Linked DNA regions of Homo sapiens: regions 1, 3 and 4 are each linked to region 2. A link is a loop called in an ENCODE intact Hi-C map of the cell type or tissue named here. Cell type or tissue: PC-3. All regions are shown on one strand. Links, peaks and the distances in the headings refer to the core of each region. The heading gives the core; the rest is flanking DNA.

What was found. A loop is a pair of places that touch in the nucleus more often than their neighbours do. Peaks named below come from ENCODE experiments on the same cell type or tissue, not always from the same donor. Only the 100,000 strongest peaks of a DNase experiment are listed, where the experiment ranks them.
Region 1: it touches region 2 in a loop (5-fold over the local background); 2 of 110 quality-filtered maps call a loop at or near these places.
Region 3: it touches region 2 in a loop (2.5-fold over the local background); 4 of 110 quality-filtered maps call a loop at or near these places.
Region 4: a loop joins it to region 2, with 5 times the contacts of the local background. A loop is called at or near these places in 10 of 110 quality-filtered maps.

Annotation. Positions count from the first base shown.
Region 1 is chr21:28,441,469-28,447,691 of GRCh38, reverse strand. No RefSeq gene overlaps it. Among named protein-coding and RNA genes, the nearest start is that of LINC00161, 95 kb to the left of the region's middle. In PC-3, for the core only: a CTCF peak has its summit at 2,835; a DNase peak (open chromatin) is centred at 2,451; H3K27ac peaks cover 2,573 bases.
Region 2 is chr21:28,742,447-28,748,669 of GRCh38, reverse strand. It overlaps a transcript of HEMK2 not described here and the pseudogene LOC124905067. Among named protein-coding and RNA genes, the nearest start is that of HEMK2, 140 kb to the left of the region's middle. RefSeq lists an enhancer at 2,970-3,059 and a silencer at 5,769-6,063. In PC-3, for the core only: CTCF peaks have their summits at 2,763 (motif pointing right) and 3,431 (motif pointing right); DNase peaks (open chromatin) are centred at 2,279, 2,779 and 3,439; H3K4me3 peaks cover 957 bases; H3K27ac peaks cover 2,527 bases.
Region 3 is chr21:28,668,672-28,674,894 of GRCh38, reverse strand. It overlaps a transcript of HEMK2 not described here. Among named protein-coding and RNA genes, the nearest start is that of LINC00161, 130 kb to the right of the region's middle. In PC-3, for the core only: no CTCF peak of the experiment used is centred there; a DNase peak (open chromatin) is centred at 3,164; H3K27ac peaks cover 2,947 bases.
Region 4 is chr21:28,534,560-28,540,782 of GRCh38, reverse strand. LINC00161 (long intergenic non-protein coding RNA 161) reads right to left here and starts at 1,465. Exons shown (of 2, transcript NR_026553.2): 1 at 1,255-1,465; 2 at 428-730. In PC-3, for the core only: no CTCF peak of the experiment used is centred there; DNase peaks (open chromatin) are centred at 1,322, 1,632 and 2,802; H3K27ac peaks cover 4,645 bases.

The DNA.
Region 1 (6,223 bases), core at 578-5,577, 300 kb after region 2:
GGTTGTGAAATTCCTGCTGAGAAACCATAATGAAAATACAACTTCAGAATATAAAGTACTAGAAGTATTAGAAGTATGTCTGTAATGTGCTACCAAAAGGATTACACATGCATACCCTTGGTTGTATTGTTGTTTCTGAATTTTTGGACAGAATTGTTTCCTAGCAGCATTTTTCTGAAATTGCTTGACTTTTATTTATGTAAAGATTCCTGATTACATAGGATCTGTAAATGATATGTTGCACTTTTTTAATCCTTTGGAAAATAATTACAAATAAGCAGTTCATTGTGACCTTATTGGCTGCACTTGACTTGGGTTAATGTAGAGGTAAAGATGAGCGATAAGAGAAGAATCAGCCACTTCCATAGTAGGTGAACAGAGTCATTAGACAATATTGATAATTAGACAGAGTTATTAGACAATTTTTTTCCTTTTACAGTGTCCACACTGTATGTGTGGTCCACAGGGCAAAAGGCTATAACATCTCACAGGACATGTGTGGTTGGTAATTAAAAATTATTCGTAGAGCAGACATCATCTGATGAGAAAGCTTTATGGAGAAAGTGGCATTTAGTTTGGAAATTATAGCTAGTTTGAATTTTGATAGGTAAAAGTGCAAGAAGGGAGACAATAGTGAGAATAAAAAACAGCAGTGAATATGGAGTCAGAGAGGTGGAAAGGCCTTGGAAATTGTTCACTTAGAATATGAGAAATGTATGAACAGGTTGCTTTGAAAGATGAGGTTGGAAAAGCAGCTGTTGAGGACTGTGTTCCTGGAGATGATATGCTATTTTTCTGCTAGTGGAGTTTAGGAGATGATTTTTAGTATAAAATCAAAAGCTTGAAAGAGTTTATCTGGAATTTATACATGATCTAGTCCACCTTCCTCACTCAGAGATGGAAGTGGCCTTGTTGCTGATTAAGAACAGGGTATTGGTATTAAAGGGAAAGACCAGACTCCTAATATTCACTCCATAATTTATTAGCTCTGTGAACTTAGATGGATTACCTAACTTTCCTAAGCTTTGTTTTCCATATCTGCAAAACAGAAATATAAGGTTTATTGTGAGAATAAGAAAAATGATGCATGTAGTGTTTAGTGTAGTGTTTGGAATAGTAAATGCTCCCAAAACATTTGCTATTATTATACTGGTGCTATTGTTATCATTTGTGACTTCAATGCTACAGGCTCTCATCTTTCCTTGCTCTGTTCTTACAGGAATTGCATAAATTCGCTAGAATCAGAAGTCAGTTGTCCTGATCTCAGAACAATTTGGTGTGTACAAAGTCCAAGGTTTGAAAACTCATCAAGAAGTCAGCATCCTGCAAGAATCAGCCACCCATGCCACACTTTCTATAGTAACTTCTGTTCTGCATCAGACTACATCACTCTGGCTTTCTGGTATGCGGATTTGTATTAGTCCATTTTCATACTGAGACCAGGTAATTTATGAAAAAAAGAGGTTTAATTGACTCATGGTTCCACATGGCTGGGTGGGTGTCAGGAAACTTACAATCATGGCGGAAGGCAAAGAGGAAGCAAGGCATGTCTTACATGGCAGCAGGGGAGAGACAGAGAGAGAGAGAGAGAGAGAGGGAGGGAGAGAGAGCGAGCAAGGGAAATGCCAGACACTTATCTAACAACCAGATCTCATGAGAACTCCCGCACTATCATGAGAACAGCATGGGGGAAACTGCCCCCAGGAGCCAATCACCTCCCACCAGGTCCCTCCCTCGACATGTGGGGATTACAATTCAAGATGAGATTTGAGTGGGGACACAGAGCCAAACCATATCAGAATGGTAGGAGTAACATAGGGGTAGCAAGATTGCATCCTCAAACTCTTGTATTCTGCCTTTTGAATATTGTTGACAACGGTATTTTCTATAAACCCTAAGCAGCTGTAAATCTAAAGGAATAAGGCAAACATGTTTTTCCTTTCCAAACATTAAAATACTTTTATTAAGTCATCCAATGAGCACTTTCTAGGGGAAAAAATAGTTTATGTGTGGTTTGGATGCTAAGCATTGACTCAGTGTCAGGCCTATGAAGGAGAAGGCCAAGCTATGCCTGCTGACACACAAGTAATCATGGAAAAAATAAAGACTGTCCCAAGTTTGTTAAATGAAGCCATACGTTTGGAAAAGCATGATATGCCAAACTCTTATATTCTTCTTTTGTTGTTCAAGATTATTCTCTTTCTTGCCCATCAGAATCATGGTTTTTCCTTCCAATACACAAATGTTCCCAGATCTCACTGTTGCCATAATCTTCTCCCAAGTGTTCTATATTTTGTACAGTGCTAGTCATACATAATATTAAGCAATACTTGAGAAAGCAAGGCATTTGAAATGACTATTTAGGCTAGGAATTTTATAGAGACTACATGTAGTTGTTCTTCTTACTTTAGGGATCACTTTTATAATACAAAGAATGACTGCAATATAAGCTTTGAAAGACTGACTCACTAAGGAAACAAGACAGGTTTGGAAAAATGGATCCCTTGCCATTGACGCACTCTGGAGAACTCTTTAAAAAATGGTAATCTGAGAAATTTAATTGCCACGTAACTGTTCACATAAAACTGATACTATCAGTAAGTGGACCAAATTAAATATTCTGTGAAAACGTTGCATTTCACAACCAGGTGTTTTGATTTTTTGAAATGAAAGAAAAAAAAAGGAAGTCAGCTTTTAGCTATGTGGTGCAGTTGATCTTCTCTGGAAAGTTATTCTGCAGATCTACCAAATGAATTAAAGATGAGAAGACAAATGTAGGAGATAAAAAGGCAAAGAAGAGATGTTTATCTGCTGTGTACCACTTTTGTGATGGTGGATCCCTTCATCTTTCTGTGCCTCATTTTTTTCTTATTTCTACATAGAGGGCACTATTCCAGGCCAGTGCTCTGGGAGGAATTACCCAGAATCCCTGTAGAAGCCACTACTGATGTCAGCTACAAGAGGAAGGGAACCCAAGTGGACTTCAGCCAGAACAAAGCTCTGTCACATGTTGGAATTTTACTGAACTTGAACAAATTATTCTTCAGAAAAAGTATTTTAAAGTCAAAAGACTCCTAGATGATTTCTAGGTCTTTTGCAGCATTAACTTCCTTTGAATCAATGCCTTCAATGATTATTTAAAAGAAAAGAAAGAAAAAATCAGAAAGTAAAGAAATGGATTTAGCTAGTAACCTTTAAAGAAAGCCCTCTTTCATTCATTTTTCTTCAAAGATTTATGTGATTTTTTTCTTATCTTGATGTATAATAATAAGAATTAGCTGCAAAAAGCTACAAGAAAGGTTGCATAAGTGCATACATTCTTTTCGAGTTCTGCTTCCTGTGGTAGTTCTTCACTTTTAATGATGAGTTGCTGAAGCAGGCACTCATTCTTTTATTGCATCATTTATTCTTGTTATCTGGGGAAGTAACAATGACAAGCTTTCCTAAGTAACAGCCCAACTCTTATTTGTGGCCCCTTTTCCTATGTCAATATTAGGATCATTCTATCAACGAAGAGGTCCTATTACCTAGGAAACCATGAAAGGTAAGACCTATGATCACAGGTGCTTACATGCATGCAAATGTAAAAGGAATACTTAAACCCTCACCTAACTTCTTTGGAAGTTTCAGTACACAGTTTTTGTTGATAGGCAATTAAGGTGCGTGTGTGAGTGTAGTATGTGTTTTTGTAAGAAAAAAAGTAGAGGAAATGGGAGATAATTTAGTGTGCTGGAAAGTTATAGAATTTGATATCTTGTTTTGCATAGATGATGCATTGTAGGAGTGACATTATTGTGAAACTTTGTTCAGTCGGTTTTCCTTCAAGCGATTTTGGTGCAGTTTTTCCAATCCAGTGTTAAGGGCATGACGATGTATTTTTCACAAGCTTGTCTAAGAGGAAACTCTGACAGATTATGATGAGGAAAACTAAATCCACTCATGTCATGTAAACACATAGAAGACTTCTCAGTGGGGTCTCTGCCTTGTACCTCAGATGCCAAGGGGGAGTTTGAGATTTGTCAAGTTGTTGACAACTGCCTTAGTCCATTTTGTGCTGCCATAACAGAATGACACGGATGTGGTAATTTATAATGAACAGAAATTTACTTCTTGAGGCTGGGAAATCCAAGGTTGAGGTGCCAGCATCTGGCAAGGGCTTTCTTATTGTGTCATCATATGGTGGAAGGCAGAATGTCAAGAGAGAAGGAGGAAACCAATTTTACCCTTTTATAAAGGCACCCATTCCACATGTAAGGGTGAAGCCCTCATGGCCTGCCACCTTTTAAAGACTCCACCTCTTGATACTGTCACAATAGCAACTGCATTTCAGCATGAGTTCTGGAAGGGACAGTTTCCAAACCAGAGGAGCAATTGCCTATCAGAGGTTGCAAGAAAGAGGTATTTTACTATTATTTGAGCTACCATTTTTAGCTTTATCCATACTTTTAGAAATAGGTGTTTTATTGAACTCCAATTATCCAGTTTGAGAATGTCATAATTTTCTATTAGGAGTCTGGCTGATCTAGTCATTAAAAAAGACACATAATAAATGTATAAGCATGTTTTTAAATGGACAGTTTATAAGTTAGTTAATAATATTAGTGTTAATTACTGTTACCACTAAATAAATAAACCACTACATTTTATGTTCTTTCAACAATCTGAAAAAAATATTTTGTAAAAAATTACTGTAATGCAAAATTTGGCTTAGTTAGCAACAGAGAGGGTAAATATCTGCTTTAAAGATCACAATGTCTGATGGCTATGAAACAGATGAGAAGTTTTGAGAAGATGACATCAATATGGTGTTGATTGGTTTCATGTGGCTTTGAGCTTTTCTGCCACTGGGAAGATCACTACTGTACATAGTTTACATATGATTCATGTGTGATGCCAGATTGCAGCTTCCTTCTTGCTGTATCTTAAGTGTACTTGGTATTCTGATTCAAGAGTGAGATCTTGAAGCTTTGGCAAATAGAATTGCCTAATTTTCATTTGTCCACTAAGCAATGCATGCAGTTAAAAAAATGAAAACAATACCAAACCTCCTTCTTTTGCAGTGAAGGAGCCCAAAACAAGTTACTCTCTTTCCGTCTCTCTCTTTAACTTAGAATATTGGTTATTTTGTATTCTCACACATGTAAAATTCCTTTCCTTTAATGCATATGTTCTCAATAAAAAAGAATTTTCCACTGAATTTCCAGGAAGACTCAACATAATTTAAAGATGGCACCTTACAAAAAGAACTCTCAATAGACAAGAAGAGGAGGCAGTAATAAACAATTATTTTCAAGACAGAGTTACCTAAAATCTTTCCTTGGTTTCTTACCGGCTACAGGACACTTTTCAAACTCTTTGGTTTCACTTTGACAAACTTGCTTCTTGCAATTCTCCTAAGGTTGTGTGTATACAACCACGTGGGATGTGGTGAATTTAGTCGGCCACAATGTAATAGTCTCTTCTCTATACATAAAATTAGATTACTAAAATCCCTATGTAAGAAACTTACAATCCCGCCAGGGAAAATTAGGATTGGGGAAATGAGATAATTAGTTAATCTCTCAAAAATCTGATGAACATAGTTTATGTTTTCTAAAATAGAGCCATGAAAACAGCCCACCAAATAATGAGAATGTCAATATCTCACACGTTCCTTCATTTGGTAATTAATAGCATGGAATGGATATATATTAATTTATCATTCTTTGATCTCCAGTGACTTTTCAGTATCTCTGTTCTCCTTTTTCCATATATTAAATACAGAACTTATACATTTGTTTTGTTTGATGGTGTTAATCTACAGTGCAGAAGAGTCCCTGTGTTTGTCCACTGTCTAATTTTCAAAGCCTCTCTGATTTTATGATTTTAATTTACCTTTTATCAGTGTGGTTTCACCGCATTTCTGCAGACATTCATGTGGATGCCTGAGCTGAAAAACTAACCTCACGTAGTCTTTATTTCTCAACTTGCATTCCCCAGTGCAGGGCCCAGTGGTGCCAATTCTGAACATAGTAAATTTACAAGAAAGCCCTTCCTCACCTATAACTTCAGGGATGTTTTCACCCATAAACCAAAACACTCAATTGCAAGGTTTGGGGATAATCTTCTCCCAGCTCTCTTTCTCTCTCCTACAGTTTCATTGCATTGCCTCATCTCTCTTTTATCTTTTCCCTTATGAGTTATTTCAGCTTCCTTTTCTTAACTTCTAGTTTCCTATTTCTCT
Region 2 (6,223 bases), core at 852-5,851:
TTTATTTCCATGTCTCTGTTTCCTGTTCATGTATGCTTTGTCCCAAATCCTTTTGGTTTCCTGGAATTTTCTTTAGAAAACCCAGATATCACAGCAATAATCCCCAAACCTCACAGACTCCTTCAAAAGTAACTTGAGGGAAAGAATCAAGCCCAAGTGGTTCAATACTTGATGGAAACTTGTGTGAAGAGCAATGTCACTGCCAAATGAAAAAGAACTTACTCCAACCTACCATGTTTATTTAAAAGCAGTATGATACTTTTGTTATCTAGAAGACTTTTTAAACTGAACTCATAATTATTTTTTACCAAGGTATAGTAAAAGGTGAATATCATTATTAATTTATATTCTTATGCTTCTGTTTTAAAAATAATTTCAATGTTTATTTTACATTTTTCAATGTTCATTGTAGATTCAGGTGGTACATGTGCAGGTTTGCTACATGACTGTATTGTGTGATGCTGAGACTTGGGGTTTGAATGATCCTGTCACCCAGGTAGTGAGCATGGTAGCCAATAGGTAGCTTTTCAGCCCTTGCTCCTGTCCCTCTCTCCTCACTCTAGTAGTCCTCAGCATCGTTACCATCTTTATGTTCATGCATACACAATACTGAGCTCCCTCTTAGAAGTGTGAATATGTGGTATTTGCTGTTCTGTTCCTGTGTTAATTCATTTAGGAAATGCCTCCAGCTGCATCCACGTTGAGAAGAGAATGTCAACATTACACAGCCATAGACGCTCCTCTGATGTTCTCATAAGAGATACCCTATCTCTCTCTGGTTATGTTCCTTTTAATTTCTTACAGACTGATCAGTTAAATTGGCCAAGAGCCATTTCCTCTTAGCCTTCAATTGCAGTGCTCATCCTGCTTCTGAAAGCACCTTGTTGCAAAGGATAAGATGTCCTATCCATGTTGGTGCAAAGGATAAGATTTCCTATGCACGTTGGTGCAAAGGATACAATTTTGTTTTCTTTTTATGGCTGCATAGTATTCCATGGTATATGTGTACCACATTTATCTAGAGGAATTTTGACTCCTAACATTTTCAGGATTATGTAACATAAAAGTCCATTTTAAACAGGTAGTGGGGTAGGAGTATTGGAACTCTGAAAGATAACTTCATCTTCACTTCTGGACATTTCCTTTGAGGGTTGAATAGAACTATTTTGTTTTCCTCTGCACAGGATCCCCCAAATTAATTTTCATATGTATTTTCATCATTAGCCATTGGCTTGGAAGGTTTTAAAGTCATTCTGTGTCAACTTCAATTAAATCCCACGAGACTCAGAGAAACTGATCTGGCAGGAACCTGCTCCTGCATTTTTACAGATAAGTACATTAGGGCTCCATGAGGTCCAATAGCTGGACTGCGGTCAAACAGGAAGACAGAATGGGCTCCTCCATCCGGGCCTTGCAGGACAACTCTAGATTTGCTTCTCGCCACCCAGAAACTTTCTCCTCCCAGGTCATAGCAATTCCCATATCTAAGTATGACTTTCAGTTCATCTTTTCCCTTCTGTTCCACATTGAAAACATCAGGTACACCTGTAGACTCCATGGCCACAACAAACCTGGATCTTCTAGATCTGTCCATTTCCATTGCTAGTCAAAGGTGGTGTCTCTTGAGCCTCTATATTGCACGTGATTTCTCACTAGGTATCTTGCTTCTACGTTCTCTGCACCATAAATTCCTGTCTCCATGGAGCAGCCGGAGTGATCTTTTTGATAGTCTCAGAGCCTTTTAAGAACTTCTCTTCCCACCTGGTAAAAAACCTCATTGCACAGCCCTGGCTTATCAAGCCCTCCATGCTGTGGCTGTGTTTGGCTCTCAGCCCTCCCTCTTCCACCCTCTCCCTTCCCTTCTCACCCCTGCCAATGGCCTTATTTGTGTTCTTCAAGTATGTTGAAATGCTTCCCTTCTCAAAGTTTTTGCACTAGCTCTTCATATCTTTCTGGAATGTTCTCCATAGATCATCATATAGTTTTTTTTTTTTTTTAGATTGGCCCTACTTTAATAGCAACTCTTCTTGGACCACTCAATGTATGATAGCCTCTCAGTCACTTTCTATCACGTCACCCTATTTTGATTTCCAGTATAGTTATACATTTTATAAGCTACATTTATCACTCATATATTCCCTTAAAAATATTTATTTTCCGTTGCTCATCTCCCTACCTGCACACATGGTCGTGAGCAAAGAACTTGCTTGTCCTACTGATCTCTGCATTCTCAGTGCTCGGTGATATTTGTTGAATGAATGCAGGGCAATGCTATGTCTATGCTTTATGTCATTATCTTCTGACTCACTGCAAAGACAGGAGTCCCCCACGGGCAAGGAACATACTAAGAGTAGTATGTACCTCATGTTGTTATTGAGACATTTCAAAACATGTAAACATATTTACAGTGATGAAGTATACAGAATACTGCCTGCCACAGAAAAAGCTCCAAATAAATATCAGCTGTTGTTACTGTAGGATGTATACATATTTTTATTTATATTCATATAGTTTTGTTATACATATAAAACAAAACGTTTTATCAGTTTTTATTACTTACACATGTCTACATTATATATGGTGTTAGCTATTGTTATTCTGTTATTTGATAGAGTATCCAATAAAATATGTTACAAGATTTTGCTAAATACCATAAACTAAATGCCGACCACTTTTTTCTCACCTGGCTCTATTTCAGGATTCAGCCAGGTTTCTCTGTCTGGGAGTGTTAATGTTTCTTAGCTAAGCAGCTGCAGTATCTGCGGTTACTGAAATCGTCCTGAAGGTGGCAGCGGAGAGCTAAGGTTTGGAAAGTGCTCACATGTTCTTGTATACATGCTGGGATAGGATTTGAAGGGGGTGAGAAAAGTTATTCCATGGGGCTGTTTTTGCATCTTCAAAATTCCTTTCATCATTATTATTGTTGGGAAGGGGTGTGTTATATGTCGGGAAGCTGCTCAAATGCAAATGATATCTGGGAAGTGGCAGCCAGCTATTATTCATGAAACCTCAGGCAACGTGAGAGCATTAGAGCATTCATCCAGATGCAGGAAAGTGGAACTGCTGGTGAGGTGAGATAGAGGGCAGGTAAAGGGAAGAAAAGGGCTTGGTTTTGGATGGGCGTTTTCTTGGTTCCGAGGACTTCTTGATCTGTGGAGAGGGGTACAGGCAGGAGAGGTCAAAGCTGAGCCCTCTAACTGACGGGGCCAGGGCAGGGCCCCTCTCGTCCGGGTCTAAGGCAGTAAACTCCTGGAACAATCTCATACAACATCCATCTGCTTGTTTAAATAACAAGCCGATTCTATCATGTCTATGTGTACAAATCAGACTCTCTGGGGAGTAAGTATGTGAAAGGAGACTGGAAATATCGTTAACGATTTTCAGACATTTTCTCCAACTAAATCTGAAATACTGCATACTGACCACGAGATGACAGTATTGCACCACTAAATGCTTACACCACAAGCTTCCATCTTGTAAGCTCTTAGAGATCTAACACAAAATCACTGTGCTTCCCACTCGCAGCAGTCATTGGAATTATGCTTATAAACAGCAATTTTTCTTTATTTGCACTTTTTCCATAAATGAGGAATACATTTTTTGCCAATAGTGGCTACTGTATGTATACTTCGGTTATTGTCTTGGGAAAATGGGTGTTGAAAAAATTGAATTGTCTGTGACTCTACACATTTTATAATTCAAAATTTGTGAATAAAATTAATCAGCATGTGAGTTAAAGTGCAGTATTCCTTCAGCTAGAACTGCAAGACCAAAAAAACCCCATAAAAGTGTTTGGTTTATAATTTACTGTTTTTAATTTATGGTCTATAGTAAGATTTTCTAAAAGCATGAAACAGAATGGTTCTAACATATGGTTTTATATAGTTTACATATTTATAACCATGTTTATCTAAAATAGCTCTCTGTAATGCATTTATGTGGTTGAAGAGTTTGAAAAGGTGATTATCAAATGAAATAATGTATGTAAAATACCCAGCTCAAGCCTCACACATGGCAGGAATCATAATAAATAGAGGCTCTTGTTTCCTTTATTAAGAAGAAATCATAAATTAGTGGATAAGTGCAAAAATCCTTTGCTACTATGAAACAGGAGAGGCCAAACAGTGAGATATCATAGAGTGAGTTGCCTCTTATGCCTTTCTAGTTGAGTAGTCAGAGAATGAAAAACTACTTAAGGTTCTACCCTTCCACAGACACTGCAGATGAAAGTGTTCGGCAATTAACCATGAATGACTTTCAGGAACAGCAAATCCATGCTTTTCTATTTTACTCAACTTGGATTACATCTGTAGTGCAAATTTAAAAGAACACTTCTGGGGACAGTTTTTCCCAGGATCTATTTATTGTCTCATTTTTTTCTTTTTTTAATTGTTAATTTATTTTATTTTTGTAAAATATTTTAATGTTTATTTTAGGTTCAGGAGTACATGTGCAGGTTTGTTATATAGGTAAACTCATGACTCAGGGGTTTGGTGTACAGAGTATTTAATTACCCAGGTACTAAGCATAGTATCAGATAGTTTTTTCTCTTCTGAACCTCTCCCTCTTCCCAGCCCCCACCCTCAAGTAGGCCTCAGTATCTGCTATTTCCCTCTTTCTGTCCATGAATTCTCATTATTTAGCTCCCACTTATTAGTGAGAACATGTGGCATTTGGTTTTCTGTGTTAGTTTGCTGAGGATAACAGCCTCCAGTTCCATCCACGTTTCTGTAAAGGATGCAATCTTGTTCTTTTTCATGGCTGTATAGTATTCTGTGGTCTATATGTCCCATGGCTATTTTCTTTGATAGTCTCAGAACAATAAAACATTCAGTACCCACAGCAACCCTTGTAGCTACCAGACACATTTGCATGATCCAAGCATAACAGTTAAAGATGAATGGCCTTAATGCCTGGGGTCATCCAACTTTCACCATCTTCTATTTTAGACTTTTTCCTCCTCCTAATAGGCAGAGATGGGATGAATTCCTTAATTAAACAAGATCTCTTGTTTGAACCAGTTTAGACTGCAATCATTCATCAAACTTTTCTTTCCTCCCTCCCTTCCTCTCTTCCATTCTCCCTTCACCTTCTCTCCTTCCTTCACTCTCTTTTTTCTTTTCTGCATCCCAATGACTTGTTACTTACTGTGTTCTGTTAAGTTTAGGTACAAACAATAGAAGCAAGTGCTTTATTTAACTCCTTATTTCCTGTTATGGGCTGAATTCAACCCAGTCAACACCTTAATCTTGGACGTCTAGCCTCCAGAACTGTGAGAAATAAATTTCTGTTGTTGAAGTGACCCTGCCTCTGGTACTTTGTTATAGTAGCTCTAGCAAATGTACACATCCCCTTAGATTCTGTCTCTCTCTTTTTTTTAAAACACGGAACACTTTTAGGAATGTGCATGTCATCCTGGCGCAGAGGCCATGCTAATCTACTCTAAATTGCTGCTGAAGCAAGCACTCCTGTTAGATTTTTCAACCTCCACATTTTCCAAGACTTCTTAAAATACTGGCTTTTCAGACCTTTGGGTCTCATCCCTCCTGTTGCTACACTCCACCACTGCAGCGCATTTGACAATAGTGACTGTGTTTGTGTGAACGTGAGCAGATACTAAATCCCAACATTTTTGAACAGTTTCATTGCACTCCTACCAGGTACAGCGCATTCATTAATTTTAATATTTACTATCACAATGGGAACTAAGAAGTTGTCAGGAAACGGAATAAACTTAAAAATGGTTCATAGGAGAAGAAGACAGAAGACCGTGACCACAGAGAAAATTTTAGCCTAAAGCCTTCTTATACTGTTGTGCTAGAAAAACGTTTCTCCCTCAATAAATAGATATGTGTCTATAGGGCTTCTTCAAATTCTGGTGTTTGGGTGAAAATATTGAAATACTGTAGATGGCACCATGACATTGCACATGACTGTTTTAGAACAAAACCACTGTGTCGTTATCTCCCTCCCCCATTTTTTTTCCTTTTTTTTTTCTTAGTGGGCAAGTTATTGGAATCTTTAAAAAAATGATCATTTATGATTAAAACTTGGAAAAGGAATTATGCCCATTTTTTTCATGTTTACTCTCATGGCCTGTACTACAAAGCACTAGTCAGTAACCTCCCCTTGAAAAGTCTTTGGATAAGTGCATCATTATTCTAGCTACCAGCACTTGGTGAATCCCCATGTTAAACTCAACGTGTTTTGAAATTAAACCTCA
Region 3 (6,223 bases), core at 604-5,603, 74 kb after region 2:
TTAATGCTCTTATAAAAGAGGTTGAAGCGAGCTGCCTTGCCTTTTTGGCCATGTGAGGACACAGAGAAAGCACCATCTGTGAGAAACAGGGCCTCCACTATATACTGAACTTGCCACCACCTTGACCTGGGACTTCCCAGTTTCCAGAACTGTGAGAAATAAATTTTTTATGATTTACCCAGTCTAAGATATTTTGTGACAGCAGCAGGAATGGACTAACATACTGGGTCTAGCAAAGAGTTCTCAAGGTGAGTGCTCAGATCTGGAGACAAAAAGAACTAAAACCAGAAAAAATTAATGCAGTTGGGCAATCAAGGAGTGAGATCATGAAGTGAGCCTTCCATTTAACTCCAGAGAAGCAGGACAAGCTCCCTGGGAGTCTCATTCTGTCTGCCTACCTCTGAATGAGTTATGCTTTTGAGAGTCTTTGACTGGGGCTGCTGTTACCAGAAGGGGGTCCAGATCCAGACTCCAAGACAGGGTTCTTGGATCTTGAGCGAGAAAGAATTCAGGACAAGTCTATAAAGTGAAAGCAAGTGTATTAGGAAAGTAAAGGTATAAAAGAATGGCTACTCCATAGAGCAGTCCTGAGGGCTGCTGGTTGCCAATTTTTTATGGTTATTTCTTGATGATATGCTAAACAAGGAGTGGATTATTCATGCCTCCCCTTTTTAGACCATATGGGGTAACTTCCTGATGTTGCCATGGCATCTGTAAACTGTCATGGCGCTAATGGGAGTGTAGCAATGAGGATGACCAGAGATTACTCTTGTCGCCATCTTGCTTTTAGTGGGTTTTGGCCGGCTTCTTTACTGCAGCGTGTTTTATCAGCAAGGTCTTTGTGACCTGTATCTTTTGCTGACTTCGTATCTCATCCTGTGACTTAGAATGCCTTAACCCTCAGGGAATGCAGCCCAGTAGGTTTCAGCCTCATTTTACCCAGCTTCTATTTAAGATGGAGTTGCTCTGGTTCAAATGCCTCTGACACTACCATCTGAGTTATCTGAGTGGTTAATTTTAACGAATGTTTTGTCCTCAAACCTTGAAGGACATTGTTGATTATAATGCAAGAGAAACTATTCATTTTATGCATTTTTCACTTATGTAGCTTTTTCAAGTCATATATTCATATGACCATATATGTGGGTTATATGTGAGCTAAGTGTTTGAGTTTGGAATGTTGCTGAGAATATAAATTTATCTGAAGTTTATTTTTGGAGTGAGAAAGTAGATTTAAATCTGACACTACCATCTGAGTTATCTGAGTGGTTAATTTTAACGAATGTTTTGTCCTCAAACCTTGAAGGACATTGTTGATTATAATGCAAGAGAAACTATTCATTTTATGCATTTTTCACTTATGTAGCTTTTTCAAGTCATATATTCATATGACCATATATGTGGGTTATATGTGAGCTAAGTGTTTGAGTTTGGAATGTTGCTGAGAATATAAATTTATCTGAAGTTTATTTTTGGAGTGAGAAAGTAGATTTAAATCCACTTTCAGCAATGTAAAGAGAAGTAGTGTCAGACAAATTTCTTTTCTTTAAATACTTCTAAATTTTCTGAATCAGACAAATTTCTGATTGGAGAAAACAGTTATGAATGATTCATTTGAATGATTGCTAAAACACTATCATGCATTTTTCTAGACAATCTTTCTTTCTTCCCCCTTTCATCCTTTCTTCTTTCTGTTTTTCTTTCTCTCCCTTCCCCTCCCTCTCTCCCTCCCTTCCTTCCTTCCTTCCTCTTTTTCTTTCCTTCCCTCCTTCCTTCTTTGCTTCCTTCCTTTCTTTCTTCCTTCCTCCCTCTCTCTTTCTCTCTCTTCTCTTTTCTTTCTTTCCTTCCTCCCTCCCTCTCTCCTTTCTCTTTCTTTCTTTCTTTCTTTCTTTCTCTTTCTTTTTCTTTCTCTCTTTTTTTATTTTTTTTCTTTCTCTCTCTCTCTGCCTTCCTTCTTTTTGCGTTTATCATGTAGAAGGAAGAATAGAAAAGGAAGGTATTTTTTGTTTGCTTAGTTGAATCAGGAGTTGGGAGATAAAAGGAAGAGCTGAGACTTAGCTCACATCTGTGAGGGAAGAATTACATTTTTAATTTTTAAATTAAAACAAGTCAAGAAAAATGGAAAGAGAGAGCAGCGTCAAGAAGAGAAAAAGAGCAGGGCATTTGGTTGCTTTGAGTCATACAAGTGTCTTGGATAGCCTACTAATACAGCACCACCTTAAACCATTGTCTTTAAATATTCTCTCTACATTTAATTTAAAGGAGGGGTGTACACTGGTTGGGGAACAAGAGGAGAAAGACCACCTCCTGGAGAGCCCGCTTTCTTCTCTATTAATGGAGAAATTCAGCTCAGGCCCCAAAACTTGCATGTTCTTTTCTACCAAACAGGAGCCTTGCACATTTCTGACAGGGCAGAGGAGCAAACATTTATTTGCAATTCTAGGATTCACCTCAAGAGTCTTTTTGGCTACAAATGACTTAAAGCTCTCTTTGTAAACATATGCAGTCCTCTCCTTGGAAAATATTATGGTCAATACCATTTTCTACATCTTAAATTTCCAGTGGAAATTTAACACCCAGTGATAGGCAGTATCCCTTATAGATTGGTACTTGGGGCAGTTGTTAACCTGAGGAAGACAGAGGGTGAGAAAGAGACAGAGAACAAGCCTCTGTGGAGGACAGGACTCAGCAAAGGGAAGTTCCAAATGATTTAACATCTGTTTCAAGTGAAGAGAGAACTAGACAAATGTTTAATGAGAATGATAACTATTTAAGCCTATGTTTCTTTTTTTGGGAGTTTGCTTTGCAAAAGAGCCTACTATCTAATGTGCTCTGGTGATTGAAAAACAACGTGTACTTTAAACTTGCCTATGACTGGTCATGTGATTGATGGGTCTTGAGTTGTTCTGCTCCACTGTAGAGTGAATAAGTCACAGAATTTCACAATTTTCTGTTTTCCAGCGAAATGATAGGGGAGACCATATATTGGATTAAAGGTTTTGCAAATTAAATTGTGAATATTAGTGCTATGGCAGAATTTACGTGTGACATTAAAACTAACATTTTCAAAGAGTGGAAATGATTCAGAGGATCATGTTTATGATTGTGGAAGCAACCGTCAGATGTAATAAAAAAGCCAAGCTTCCTAGTGACTAAGGGTGTAAACGAGATTTATGGAATGATGATATCCCTGGCATTGCTATACGAAACTCAGCTTCTTGGGAATTAGCATCAAGCACTCTGAGTCTTCTAAACACGTTATAAACACCAGGTTATTTGCCCACCCCACTCCTACCACACTGCAGTAATCCAGGTTGTATTTATCATCATAGTCTTCTGGGCTGGGAAATCACTTCTTCTAGTCCCAGAAATGTTTGATTTCATGTCAAATGAATACAGAGTTGGTCTTTGCTCACCTCTAAGGCTGGATATATGAAGAGGATTCTTCCTTTTCTAGCAGCCAGAGGAAGAGGTTGCCTGCAAAAGGAGGATGCATGGTAGCGTTAACCTGAAATCTTCCTCTCATGATTAGGGCCCACTTTATTACCTTGGGTTTTCAGACAGGATTTATTTGGACCTTTACTCTTTCTTCCAACAGTGCACTGCTTCTCTCCCACCACTGCCTGTTCTCACTTTCTTTCGAAGACGTGATTAAGTTTCCACATTTGTTTGGTCCCTCAAAAGGCAAAGATGAAGTACAGGAGAAATACATGGATCACAGGCAAGATCCAAAGCTGGCTGCAGTCTCTGAGGCCTGAGCCTCCCGTGAAGGCTCTTGCCCCTCCTTGTTCCATACATCTTTCTTCTTCATAGCAAGACACTCCCATTAAGCCCAAAAGCCCAGAGTGCAACTCAGATATACAATATATTACCTGTTGCATCACTTTCTTTGATATAGTTTGACTCTGTGTCCCCAACCAAATCTCATCTCAAATTGTAATCCCCATAATCCCCATGTGTCGAAGGAAGGACTTGGTGGGAGGTGATTGGATCATGAGGGTGGTTCCTCCCATGCTGTCTTGTAATAGTGAGAGAGTTCACACCAAGATCTGACAGTTTTATAAGCATTCGACAGTTCCTTTTTCACATGCTCTCTCTTGCCTGCTGCCATGTAAGACATGCCTCCTTAGCCTTCCGCCACAACTGTAAGTTTCCTGAGGCCTCCCCAGCCATGTGGAACTGTGAGTCAATTAAACCTCTTTGCTTTATAAATTACCCAGTCTCAGGGAAGTTCTTTGTAGCAGTGTGAAAACGGACTAATACACTTTCTAACAGGACAGAGCTCTGACAATACTTCTCAGATTCACTAGCTTAGTAGAAAGATCTGCCTTGCAATGTCAGCCTCCAAGAGTCTTGAGATGATAGAGGCTGTCTGTGTGTGAGAAGTTTTTCTTGAGTAGTTTTATTGAATAGAGAGAAACCGTGTCCTTATGGCCTCAAGACAGTACACAGCAATGAGAAAAGAAAATGGACTCTGGAGATGTAAAAGATACCACACATGGCTAAATGTTTGGTTGAGTGACAGAATAAATTCTATTTTAGGTTTTAATTTCATTTTTACAAAATAAAACTAAGAATATTTTTAATCATGTGGGACAGAGTCATTTGCATCAGTTCCTTTGCCCATTTAGACTGTAGGCTCTGTTTCTCAAAACTATAAATTCTGTATTTAGTTTAAGAAAGTATATTTTTGATTGAGGTTAACACAATATTTAAGTTAATGGAAAACATGCTTCCATTGCAGAGTATTTCCACCAGGATTGCTGGATTCTGTACAACAATCTGTTTCTATTTTGAAAAAAAAAATGATGCTGTTATATGACCTAAATATTCCTATTTTCTCTTATTTCACTCTTCTACATTCATATGCTTCGTTCTTCAGGTATATTCAAATAAATGACACACTGTGAATTCAGATGAGAATACTTCCTAGTAGTATATATCCTTAATGTTTCATAAAATTAGGAAAATTATTTTGCTTAAAGTCTGAGCCCCTTTTCAATGTAGGGAGCATGAGTTCCCACTCCTGCTACCCAAATAATGCTAAAACTGGGGAGAGGTTATGAGTTAGCTTTTGCTGAGTGACAAGTCACCCCCAAATCCATTGGCTCAAAATTGCAATCAGTTTTTCTTTCATGTGTATGGATTTCATATGGAGATGGATTGATCTAACTGCTCTTGGCTAAAAAGCTCTGATTCAAGTTGGGTCCAGCTGGGCTTGGCTTCTTGCTTGGGCTTAGGCTGGTCAATGTGTAACTCTGGGGTCCTGTCTGGACTGGCAGCAGCTACCAGGAAAAGCTGTTCTCAAGGTACAGATCAAGAGGGTAAGCAGGAACACGGTTTAAGCTTGGAACTGGCACTCTGTTACTTCGCCCACATCTCACTGGCCAAGTGAGTCACATGGTTAAGTCTAACCACAAGGTAGGGAAACAGTGGGAGGAACTGCAAAGTCAAATGGCAAAGATATGAAAACACAGAGGGGAAATAATTGGGAGCCAACATCCAATCCATCAGAAACTTCAGTTTATTCTCTTCCTTTTTTGAGTCTCACTCTGTCACCCAGGCTGAAGTGCAGTGGTGTGATCTCGGCTCACTGCAGCCCCCGCCTCTTGGGTTCAAGAGATTTTCCTGCTTCACCCTCCCGAGTTGCTAGGATTACATATGTGTACCACCACATCTGGCTAATTTTTGTATTTTTGGTAAAGACAGGGTTTCACCATGTTGACCAGGATGGTCTCAAACTCCTGACCTCAAGTGATTGGCCCACCTTGGCCTCCCAAAGTGCTGGATTACAGGCATGAACCACTGCACCCAGCCCAGTTTATTCTCTTCTTTCTACAAGTGGGAATGTTGTTGTGTCATCTTCCCTTCTTCCCTGGGACAGCAAGTCAAAAAGTAGGCACCTGCTCTGAATAGTGACTTGTCCTAATCTCTAGGCATAGCTTTCTGCAAACCAGTGATTCTCAAACTTTGGTGTATGATGGGATTATTGATGAGATTGGTAACAATACAGATCCTAGGTCCCATCCTCAAATGCATTACATTAGAATCACTGTGGGAAGGCCAGGTCATTTATACTTTTTAACAATTTCCCCAGGTGATTTTGATGCTCTTCAACATTTGAGACCTATATCACTAATACACGGTTAATTGAAGTGGTCAGTATATGTCTTGAATTTGATGGATGGAACCCTGGTAGTTTGGCAAGTGTGATTGATTGTAT
Region 4 (6,223 bases), core at 508-5,507, 210 kb after region 2:
GAAAAAGCTTTTCCACTCCGGATGTGTTTTATGTAAAAAATAATGCATGCTTATTGAAATGAGTCAAATAATACTGAGTCATATAAGGAAAACTTTAATGTTATCTGCTTCCACTTTCTTGTTATAAACTCACTCCCTTGAAGTAACCAATGGCAACAGTTTGATACTTATCTTTCCATGTGTTTATCTGCTCCATACAAATAGATCCCCCCAAAAAGCACAGAGGGGTTTTTATCCCTGTCTTCTTTAAAAATTGGATGATACTCTTTATATTGACCATTCCTTCAGGTATTTTAATAGATATATAATTATGTGTATAAATATATATGGCTTATATGTATAACTATATATGACATATATATATATATATAGTATATGACAATCTAGTGCTTTTTTAATGTGTAAAATAGATTCCCAGAAAAGATAATACTGGGTCAGAGAATACATTTATTTTTAAAAATTTTATAAAAACTAGCAACTTACTTTTCAAATTGTTTTACCAATTCACACCTCCATCAGCACTGCTTAAGACTGGCAATTTCCCCACACTCTTACCAGTCCAGAATTTTATCCGGTATGTCCATCTGAATGCCCACACACAGACAATTCCATAGCTGGTTCATTCAGTAGCTCCACAATTTTAGTTCTCTGTGTTAACCGATTTGTAGTCTATTTGGCTCTTCCCTCATATCCACAAGATGGCTGCTGCATGTCTACAGTTCTCTTCTTCCTGTGAAGATGTAAGCAGCAGAGACTATCCTGGGTGACTTAATCATAAAAAGGCTGTTAAAGGATGATCACTAGCTCACAGAATCACTGGGGAGGCTGAAGAACCAGATTTAGGGACAAATAGAACAATAGTCAAGCCATTGCATAGAAGTGATCAAAAAATACCTACCTAAGCCTAAAATATTTATCTAATACAGCATCCATTAGGATTCCAGTGCTGCTGTAACAAAATGCCACAAACTGGGTGGCTTAAACAACAGAAATGTATTGCCTCACAGTTCTAGAGGCTCAAAGTCCAAGATGAAGGTGCCAGCAGGATTGCTTTCTTCTGAAGGCTCTGAGGGAGAATGTTTCATGCCTCTCTAGGCTTCTGGTGATTTTCTGTCAATCTTTGGTGTTCCTTGGCTTGTAGACACATCACTGTAATTTCTACCTTCATCTTCACATGGTGTTCTCCTTATATGTGGACCTGTGTCCACATTTCCCCTTTTCACAGACACCAGTCACATTGGATTAGAAACCCACCTCACTCAAGTATGACCTCATCTTGACTAATGACATCTTCAACAACCCTAACTCCAAACAATGTCACGTTGTGAGGCACTATGGGACAGGATCCCGGCATATGACTTCTTGGGAGACACCATTCAGCCCACAACCATGTGTTAAAAAGAATCAAAGAAATAATGTGCATAAGTTGTTTAGCACAATGTAAACTGTTTGGTAGATGTTATTAGCATTTTATACAGTCAGTCCCAATGTTTTGTCACTTGACATTTAGCTGTTTCGCTCATTTAATCTGATAAAGAACTGTTCTTTTCTTTTACTATGTTGACTTACTCATTTGATGATGTTTAGCCACATCAGACACACTTCTTCAGGGATCATGAGAATCTATATTGGAATGTTGTTTTAAGTTGTGGACCTCAGCCAAACATTATTTCATCAAAAGACTCATGTTGGTGGCTATAAAGATGGAAAAAATAGATCTGAGAAATCCAAAAGTGGGGAGGGTGGAAAGGGGGACAAGAATTGAAAAACTACCTATTGGATACTATGTTCACTATTTGGGTGATGGGTTCTCTAGAAGCCTAAACCCAGCATTATGCAATACACCCATGTAACAAGCCTGCATATGTACCCTATGAATTTATAATTTGAAAATAAATAAATAAAAAAGATTTCTTTTTTACACACACACACACAAAAGAGGCTGAAGTTGCGACTGACATATCAGCAAGACATAGTGTCTTCTCAATCCTAGCCAGCCCCAGATGTAGCATTCAAACAAAAACAAAAACATGTCTTTGTTCCTGCATTAATTCACTTAGGATTATGGTATTGAGCATACATGGACATACACATGGGAACATTAGGCACTGTGGACCACTAGACAGGGGAGGGAGCAAGGGAGATGTGGGTTGAAAAACTACCCATTGAGTACTATGCTCAATACCTGGGTGCAATATACCCATGTAACAAACCTGCACATGTACTCCCTGTGTCTACAATAAAAGTTGAAATTAAAAAAAATAATAATAACATGTCTCTAACTTCCCCAGTTTTAAACCTTGGAACTGTTAGCAGAATTTGTCAGAGGATCTCACAATTTCGAGAATAGAAAAAGAGTTCAGGCCGGGCACGGTGGCTCACGCCTGTAATCCCAGCACTTTGGGAGGCCAAGGTGGGTGGATCACGAGGTCAGGAGATCGAGACCATCTTGGCTAACACAGTGAAACCCTGTCTCTACTAAAAATACAAAAAATTAGCCGGGCGTGGTGGCGGGCGCCTGTAGTCCCAGCTACTTGGGAGGTTGAGGCAGGAGAATGGCGTGAACCCAGGAGGTGGAGCTTGCAGTGAGCCGAGATCGCGCCACTGCACTCCAGCCTGGGTAACACAGCGAGACTCGGTCTCAAAAAAAAAAAAAAAAGAAAAAATTCAAATGACATAGGATTTCATTTCACGTTCAGAGTTCAGCTTGAAGCTACCACTGTGGACCACTCTTAGAAACTGGAGCCCTAGGGACATGAGTTCCTTGTGAATCAATGCATACTCATTGTATTGATACTCAGCCAACTTAACACGTGGTCTTTAAGGATGACCTTCCTAAGATGTTCTGTTAAACATAGGTATTTATCAAAGTGATTTATTTCTTCATTGGCCTTTTTTACATCACACTGGAGAAGAATATACAAGTGACTCAGATGCATTAGTAACCACAATGGAAATAAAACTTTCTCTTAAAAATTGCATTTTAAACATTCATTTAGAAGATGAGCAATCTAAAATGGTATTTCTATTGGAAGTGGTTTTCTGTGAAATCGTGACTGCTTTCTCCACCATTCGTTTTTTCCATTTACTATCAGTATGTCAATATTATTTTGAAACTTTAGTCAATTGGACTACACTATAAATCCAAGTTTTCATTTTCCCTCACATTAACTTTTCTTCATCTCCCTTTTCAGCTATTAGTCATCATTGTTGATGCCAAAGTCCTTAGCACGTAGAGTTCAATTAGCTTGACAAAGTGTATTAGTTATGAAACAATTTGCACTTTATTTGCTGGCTATTGTTTTCAAACCAGTTTAACTAAGTAACTTACATAAGTAAATAGGAAATAACAACTAGCAAATAATTGAAGCTCAGAGTATAGTTCTTTTGAAGTAGGTGAGTATATTTTGGCTGTTGGACATTGAGTCCTCAGCAACTCTAGACTCACCATTCCTAAGCTTTTCTACTCTATAAACTTTCCTTAATTTCACATTAGCCATTCATGTGTGTGATTATACCTTGAAATTTCTCACCACCGGATCTGATTCTCTTAGGAAACTGAAAGCCAGAAATTTCCTACTTTAACAAAAGGACCCTTTATTTTTATCACTCAAATTATCTTGCTCCCTTTTTGCCTGTCCTTCAACCCTCACCATAATTGTCAAGTTCTTAACTCTGCTGTGTTCTCCAGATCTAATACCTTTTGGTGGTTTTATGAAATTTATGGTAGATTTGTCATGACACCTTGACAATCTCAAACTCTGGACCAATGTAACTAAACAAATTTTTCTATTCCTTGGCTTCTAAGTAGGCTGGAGAAAAATCTATACCAATGCTTTTCTGATTTACTGTAAAGAATCATCAGAAGACAAACATAGTTTAATTTCAGGATTTTATAGTCACTGTTCTATGGATACTTCACCAACATTATAAATGGGTGCTCTGGTTATTTGTAACACCTGTTCATAACATTTTCTATATGAAAATTCTTGCAGCCATAGTCTTTCATGGAGAATTTAGACCTTCATTTACTGATTTGCCCATATTTGCATCAGCCCCAGGAGTGAGTAAAATGTTGGCTCTGCCCAAAGTCACTACCTTGAATCAACTCCATACAGTCATTGGATGAAAGTCTATCCAAGCCCAAGTCTTAGTTAGGCTCCTCATTTTAATAAGGGGATGTCAGTATCCCTGCAGGCCTATTTGATTGTCAAAGCATGATAATCCTCTAGCTATTCCCTACATGCCATGTATAACCTTCAGGTTTTAGCCAGAGAATGTAACTTAAAATGCTTTGCCATGTAATTTTTATCAAAAACTCAGTTTGAGTAATGCTATTCATGGATAACTTACTAAAGAATTTGTAGTCTATGCGTTTTTTAATGTATTTTAAATTCCATGCCTAGATCATGCCAAATTAAACCACATTTTTGTTTTCTTATACAATTATTAAATATTTTTATAGAGTTTATGTGTTGGAACTATGCCTTTGGATTTATTTAGGGAGGCCAGTTGCAATGTTGCTCACTCTACCACTTGGTGCCCTTTTCATGAGGATTCATGGAAGAAATTTCGATTAGGTTTCTGTGCTTGAAAAAAGCTTTTCTGAAGGAATGTCAGTTTCCTTCTCTGCTTTGTTAACTATTAATAGCATGCTTAGATTGTAAATGTAGGACAGCTATATAGTAGAATTTTATATTATGCAGTTTGGGATATAACGTTCACCTTGGGCATTATTTCACCTGTACTTATTTTCTCCTTGCCTCAATTTTCTCATCCTATTTTTTATACTATATTTTCTTAAAATGCTGTTAAAAATCCTTTATAAAAATTAAGCAGAGACTAAATTTATAACTCAACAAGTAATGCATGAAAAGAATGACCTCTACCAATATTTTCAGGAAAGACACATAGTTATAATGTCTTTTAAAACAAGGCTATTCTGTTGGCCTGAAATGGCTTAGTGGTCTCTCAAAACTGAGCTGACAGTGGCCTCCAGCAGAGAGCCAGCAAGAAAGCTAGGTGTTAGTCCTACAGAGGTAAGCAATCGAATTCTGCCAACAACCCATGAATGTGGAAGATGACCAGTAGTCTCAGAAAAGATGGTAGCCCCCTCTGACTCCTTGATTTCAACCTAGTGAGACCCTAATAAGCACAGGATCCAGCTAACTTCTGCCAAGACTTCTGACCCGTAGATACTGTAGTGAGGATTAAGCTCTGACTTTTTATCTTGGCCAAATTCTTACCCAAGAGGTCTAGGGAGTTCATGCCCTACAAACCATCAGTTCTCATTAGATGGGTTTTATTTGACCCTATATATCGTGACTTACTTTTCAATCTGACTCTGGCATAACATTATGAAACAAGGAAAAAGTATTTAACCCCAAAATATATTTCCTTGCCATACCTTGAAATTGCCCTGAGAAGTCTCTTGTGGGAAAAATCCACATTCTATAAAGAATCCCCTCCCCCTTTTGTTTTCCTTCCATTCTTTGCAGATCCAGGAGATAATCAGCTAAGAGCCAGGCACCCTTTTAGGTCTGATAAGAAACATTTACAACCTGTTCTCTCTCTGAAGTCTGCTGAGAGCTTCCTCTGCACAATAAAACTTGGTCTCCACAATCCTTTATCTTAACCTGGATGTTCCTTTCCATTGATCCCAGGTCTTGAGATAAACTCAACCACTTGTCAACCAGAAAATGTTTAAATTTACCTATAGCCTGGAAACCTCTGCTTTAGTTATCCTGACTTTGTGAACCAAACGAATGTATTTATTCAATTTTGTCTCATGCCTTCCTAAATGTATTCAATTGATGTCTCATGCCTCCCTAAAATATACAAAACCAAGCTGCACCCCGACCACCCTGGGCACATGTTCTTAGGACCTCCTCAGGGCTGTGTCATGGGCCATGGACACTCATATTTGGCTAAGAATAAATCTATTCAAATATTTTACAGAGTTTGACTCTTTTCATTGACATAAGATAATAAATTTGTCTTGTTTCGAGTTGCTAAATTTGTGGCAACTTGTTATATAACAATGGGAAATTGATGAAGAAACCAAACAACCCAGGTATACCAACATCATGATAAAGCCTAGTAAAGATAGTGAACTTGAAAAAATGTTCTTTGGACGTTCAGCCTAACAGACAAATTAATTAATAATGCAAATAAAATCAAGTCATAGTTAAACTTGCTTATGTCAACGATTCTGTTCTTGCAA